Regions from separate parts of the Homo sapiens genome. Here region 2 is linked to region 1. Evidence: chromatin loops called from intact Hi-C (ENCODE). Cell type or tissue: HCT116. All regions are shown on one strand. Links, peaks and the distances in the headings refer to the core of each region. The heading gives the core; the rest is flanking DNA.

Region 1 (2,915 bases), core at 134-2,633:
GTAGAGTAATTCTAGCATTGCAGGTATTTGGAGTCTTAAAAATGTTCATACCGCGTAAGTTTTGACCCCGTGAGCTTTTTTTTTTTTTTTTTCAAGACAGGGTCTTGCTCTGTTGCTCAGGCTAGAGTGCAATGACATGATCACGGCTCACTGCATCTTTGACGTCCTTGGACTCAAGTGATCTCTCCATCTCAGTCTCCCGAGTTGCTAGGACTACAAGCGCATACCACCATGCCTGGCTACTCTTTTATTTTATTTTTGTAGAGACAGGGTCTCACTATGTTGCCTAGGTTGGTCCCAAACTCGTGGGCTCACGCTATCCTCTTGCCTCTGCCTCCCAGAGTGCTGGGAATATAGGCATGAGCCACTGTGCCAGGCCCCATTGAGCTTATTTGGGAATATATCCTGAAGAAATAATAAAATATTTGGTCAAATATTTATATAAAAGGCCATGTAGCGTAGTTTTATTTAGGAACAATTCCAATGTTTAATAGTAGGACATTGGTTACATAAGTGATGGTCTATCATCATAAAATAAAAATTGTATTATTTATTAATTGAAAAATAATCACAATACAACGTGTGAAAAGGGCAAGCTACAAAATGAAATGGAGTGAAGTAAGGAAATAACCATAATCATGCATACCTGCTTGCTTACAGAACAGAGATGGGCACAAAATAAACTAAAATTGTAATACAACTTGGTAGATGGAATTGTAGGCAATTTTTATTTAATTTTTTCCTTTATAGAATTTTAAAAATAATTATGTAATTTTTATTATCAGAAGCAGGCACTATTTTAAAAGAATATTTGAAATGGAAAAGCATCACTTATTTTCAGGGTCATTCGTGTTTTTTATCTGCAGTTTTACATAAATTGAAGCATAGGACTTTATATCAAAATTCAGCTTGTTTGCACCACCCATATCAGACTTGTCTACACTGGCTAGTTTAGGCACAAGTGACCACCATGAAGTGGTAGACTTCAGTTTTAGGGGTGAACCCAGAAGATACTGTGACTTGGCCCCTGACAGGCTCGTGGAAGCAGCCTCATTTCTCAGGTATTCTTATGTCCTGCACAGGAGGAAGAGACTATGAAAAGGAGCATTCAGACTGGATAGTTCATGTAACCTCATCAGTCTCCTCCCACTCTGCCTCCGGACACACCTCTGGCAGCCGAATGCAATATAAGATTTTGCCATTAGGTGGTGTAGAGGGCTTGATTAATATTTGTAAGTTGAACTGTGTAAATTTGTTACTAAATACTAGATAAAATTTGGGGAAAATGCCCCTTTCCTAATCATACTCTCAGAGAAAAAAAAAATGCTGACAGGTTATTAGACTGTCCAGCAGAGGTCAGTCTAAGTGTATAAAGACCACATTAGTCCAGGGGCACTAATTGACAGAGTCCATTGACTGCTTATTTAGTAAAAATGATCTTGAAATTAATCTCCTCATAGAAGATTTTCCTTAGAAGGATAAAATATTGAAAATACCCCTCTAAAATGAATCTATTGGTTGATAGATATTTGATAGAATATTTTGTAGCCCCTAGTTTAATAATGAATTTCTTATGTGATCCTATTATATGTGTTAATAATATCCAATTGCCTCATAAAAACTGAGCTTCGAAAGATTATGGCAGTTTTCTTAATTTAGAAAAACCCAGAATCCAGGGTTGAGGAGATGAATGGGAAATGAGTTTTATTATTATTATCATTATTTTGAGACAGCGTATTCTTATGTTGCCCAGGCTGGAGTACAGTGGCACAGTCATAGCTTACTGCAGCCTCGAACTCCCGGGCTCAAATACTTCTCCCACCTCACCCTCCCAAGTAGCTAGGACTACAGGTACATGCCACCACAACTGGCTAATTTTTAAAGTTTTTTGTAGAGATGGGTCTCACACTGTTGCCGAGGCTGGTCTCAAACTCCTGGGCTCAAGCTGTCCTCCCACTTCAACCTCCCAAAGTGAAATGGTTTCTTAGGTTACTTTCTCTACTAATAGTCTTTCCAGAAATCTTTCATATTTCATGGGGTTATTTGGGGATTCAGAAAGCCACCCAGAAGCTCCTAGCCCAATGCCTGGCATATAAAAGGCACTCAATAAGTGCCACTGCATTTTAGGAAGGTGAGAATTTAGAGAAGAGAACACCACTTGGAATCCCTGCTTAGCGGTGAATGTGAAAGTAGACATAGTGGTTTCCCTTTTCTCAAGTGACTGGGTCTTACTTCAAGTAAATTAGACATTTCCTGGAGATCAGGGGTTGTGTATTTTCACTTCTCTATATAGCCATAGTACTCTTTAAGAGTTCACTAACTACGTGTTAAATGGGAACTCATGATGGTTAACAATAGCTCAGTGGAGATGTTCTACAGTTATTTCATACATGCTACTTTGAAGTAGCTCAGCTTATTTTGTGAAGTGAGTGTATGTGCCATAGGGAAAAAAAGTCTCAAATCCATTGCAAGAAAATGGTAGGACTTTTGGACACTGAAGGAAAAAGAAAATGAAATGGAAAATTATATTTAATCCCAAATTGTTTTTGTTCCTTTATTTTCAAGACAGTTAGGCAGTGGGGAAGCAGTGCATGCCAATGAAGAAGCAGCCCATGACTCTGAAATAATGCAAATGTAAAGTGATTACAGTAGAACATCATATGACTGTTTTAAGAAAGTAGGAAACCAGGCTGGGCGCGGTGGCTCACGCCTGTAATCCCAACACTTTGGGAGGCCGAGGCGGGCGGATCACAAGGTCAGGAGATCGAGACCATCCTGACTAACACGGTGGAACCCCGTCTCTACTAAAAATACAAAAAATTAGCCGGGCGTAGTGGCGGGCGCCTGTAGTCCCAGCTACTTGGGAGGCTGAGGCAGGAGAATGGCGTGAACCCAGGAGGCGGAGCTTGCAGTGA
Region 2 (2,915 bases), core at 229-2,728, 640 kb after region 1:
ATGAGCCCGCGCCCTTAACCACTACATGATACTTTTTTCTCCAAGCACAATAGCCACGTATGCTACGGTTTTCTGTTGAAAACGTGGTGGTGTGGAAGAGGCCTGGGACTTGGAGCTCTGGTTTGATGATCTATAAAATGGGAATTAGCAATCTGTTCCTCTCGGGTTGGTGTGAACATGCCTCACTCTGGGGCTTACAGTAGCTGCTGGACATCCCTGAGCCCCCGGCTGGGCAGGGACATGCCCTTCCCCCACCCCACCCCCATGCACACACTCACCCCAGATGCAGCGACTCACCTTGCCACAGGCGTGACAGTGATGACGCCGCAGGGTGAGGGAGAAGTCGCAGCCGCAGTTCATGCACATCATGACGTGTGTGACAGGCACCAGGGTGGGGGGCCTCTCCCCAAGGCTAACCCCCAGCCTCTCTCGTATCTGCAGCAACAGAATTGGCTGAGTAATGTGGAATGTGGCCAGGAGACCAGCCAGATGCAGAGCCCAGTGAGCCCTGCCCTGCGTCTCTGTGCAGGGTGTGTGATGTGTGGGTGAGTGGGTCTGATGTGAAAGGCCTCTCCTGCACCCTCCAGGATGCTCACCCTTGGTTGGGAAACAGCCAGACTGTGAGAACAAGACTGTGGGTGCTGGGCTCCTAGGTTACACGGAGGCCGCCCCTGACTAGGGTGGGAGCATGGCAGGGGTGTGGGGGGAGCCAGTGCCCCAAGACAGGAGCTACACGTCCATCTGGGTGTGAGTGGCAACAGCAATGCCCGCCCAGGGAACCCCAGGTCTCTGAAGCTGGTGGCCCGTGGGCCCTGCCCACCCACTCACCTCCACGCTATGGTGGAATGCAGCCAGCGCCTGGGCCTTGTAGTCCTCAGGGAGGGCTCTGCTCAGACAGCCATACCACTCGTCCCTCTCTGCACAGGAGCTGCGGGCATGGGCTGGAGTGAGCAAAGGCAGGAGCAGCTCTGCCTCCCACCCTCCATCTCGGCATGGATGAGGTTCTCACTCAGATGCCCCTTGAGCCTGCACCTCTCACACTGCCCAGAACCACCAGCAAAGAAGAGATCACCTGCCAGACTAGGTTTACGAGCAGACCACTGGTCCATTAGCTGTCCTTGGGTCTGTTTCTTCTTACACTGGAATAATGATATTCCCCTAACTCCCAGGGCTGCTGTGGGGATGAAGGGAGATGTGGGACGTGGAACCACATTGTCAACATTGTGCAAAAGCAAGAGACATTAGGAAGGCCCAGAGGGTCCCACACTTCAGGAGAAACGGGCTGGCAGGGGACAGAGGGCTGGGTACCTGTGGAGGATGAGGGGTAGGTGGGAGCTGGCAAAGGTAAACATCTGTGTCTCCCACCTTCCTCATCTCCCCACATAGCTTCCCAGACAGTCATCCAACAGGCACTTTCCAAGTCCCTGCTCTGCACCAGGGAGGGCTTCCTGAGTGGCAAGAGCTACGCCTGGGCTGGGTGCCAGCTAGCTGGGTGAAGTTCTCACAGTGTCCACTAGATGCCGCGCCTACACCACAGGTAAGTGTGCAGCCTGCCCCGGAAAGCAAGCATAAGGGCCCGCTGGCCTGGGCGGGAGCAGTGCTGCAGGGCAGAGGCTGAATCAGCATTGTGGGCAGCAAGACACCATGTCCCTAAAATGTGATGAATGGGTCCTGCGGTCCCCTGGGAGCTTCAAGTGTGAAGGGTCTGGACTAGCAGGAAGGTGACTGGCATGCTAAAGGCCACTGTCCTTGCCCTGGGAGATGGGCAGCCCCACCTGAAGGCCCACGTGTGGATCGTCACCACCCTCAAGTCATGGCCGGACTAACAGAAACTATTTGCTGGCAGCCTCCTGCCCTTGATTTTATCACAAGGAGAGGTGAGGCCACGACCCCCACCCAGGCATCACCTCCTCCAGGAAGCATTCCCTCACTCCTCCAGATGGGGCAGTCCCTCCTTTGGGTTTCCAAGCCCTTTTCTACTCCCTCATGCAGTAGACTGTAACAGATAAGAGCTCTGGTCCACACAGTCCTGGGTTCAAACTCCAGTTCCACCTCACCTGGCTGTGTGACCCTTTTGCAAGCCTCAACTCCCTATGCATGGAAGGAGCCGCAAACCCCAGCTCTAAGGGTGGTGATGAGGATCACGGCGGCGTCTGGGGCCTGACAGGTGTCCAATGCCTGTTACTGCTGTCATTACCACTATTAATTGTTACAGCAGTTACTGCCCTGCATCTGAAGCAGTTTACAACTCTCCTACCTGTAATGTGGGCTCCTGGAGAGCACAACAACGGCTAAATTGTTGCCAGACCTGGCACTGAGGTGTGGCTAATAAATGCTTAAATTTTTTTTTTTTTTGAGACAGGGTCTCACTATGTTGCCCAGGCTGGTCCCAAACTCCTGGCCTCAAGTAATCCTTCAGCCTCAGCCTCCCAGATTGATGGAATTACAGGTATAAGCCACCATGCCCCACCTAATAAATGATTTTAATGAGAAAATGCATCTATGAGAGTGCATGTGCATGAGTGCATTTAGATCCCATTTCACACTCAGAACCGCCCAATGCAGGATAAACCCCCATGTGATAGGCACTGCTGCCATCCCATCTCATGTGCTTGCTGAGAGTAGACACCCAAGCCCCAGAAGCCTTGCTGACCCCTGCCATGCACGTCCCTGGCTGAAGAGCTACTCTTGGCTGGAGGCATACCTCCCTGGTTTCCAAGCCCCCGAGAGCTTGAGCTTACCTTGCCCTGAAAGAAGGAAAAGGGGATGCTCTTTAAGGTCATGGTCTGAAGCCAGAGATGAGGATCCCAGGCAACCCGAGGGCCTGGAGAAAATGCAGACCTTTCTGATAGAAATGCCATGCCCCACTGTGGTCTAAATGTTTGTGTCCCCCCAAATTCAAATGCAGAAATCCT

What was found. Peaks named below come from ENCODE experiments on the same cell type or tissue, not always from the same donor. Only the 100,000 strongest peaks of a DNase experiment are listed, where the experiment ranks them.
Region 2: a loop joins it to region 1, with 8 times the contacts of the local background. A loop is called at or near these places in 2 of 110 quality-filtered maps.

Annotation. Positions count from the first base shown.
Region 1 is chr3:15,556,036-15,558,950 of GRCh38, reverse strand. No RefSeq gene overlaps it. Among named protein-coding and RNA genes, the nearest start is that of COLQ, 36 kb to the right of the region's middle. In HCT116, for the core only: a CTCF peak has its summit at 1,230; a DNase peak (open chromatin) is centred at 1,170; H3K27ac peaks cover 606 bases.
Region 2 is chr3:14,919,931-14,922,845 of GRCh38, reverse strand. It overlaps FGD5 (FYVE, RhoGEF and PH domain containing 5), which reads right to left. Exons shown (of 20, transcript NM_152536.4): 14 at 829-928; 15 at 298-435. It overlaps LOC105376963 (a long non-coding RNA gene), which reads left to right. Exons shown (of 4, transcript XR_007095829.1): 2 at 1-545; 3 at 1,387-1,537; 4 at 2,363-2,499. Among named protein-coding and RNA genes, the nearest start is that of NR2C2, 26 kb to the left of the region's middle. RefSeq lists enhancers at 1-705, 1,221-1,720. In HCT116, for the core only: a CTCF peak has its summit at 1,515 (motif pointing right); a DNase peak (open chromatin) is centred at 1,515.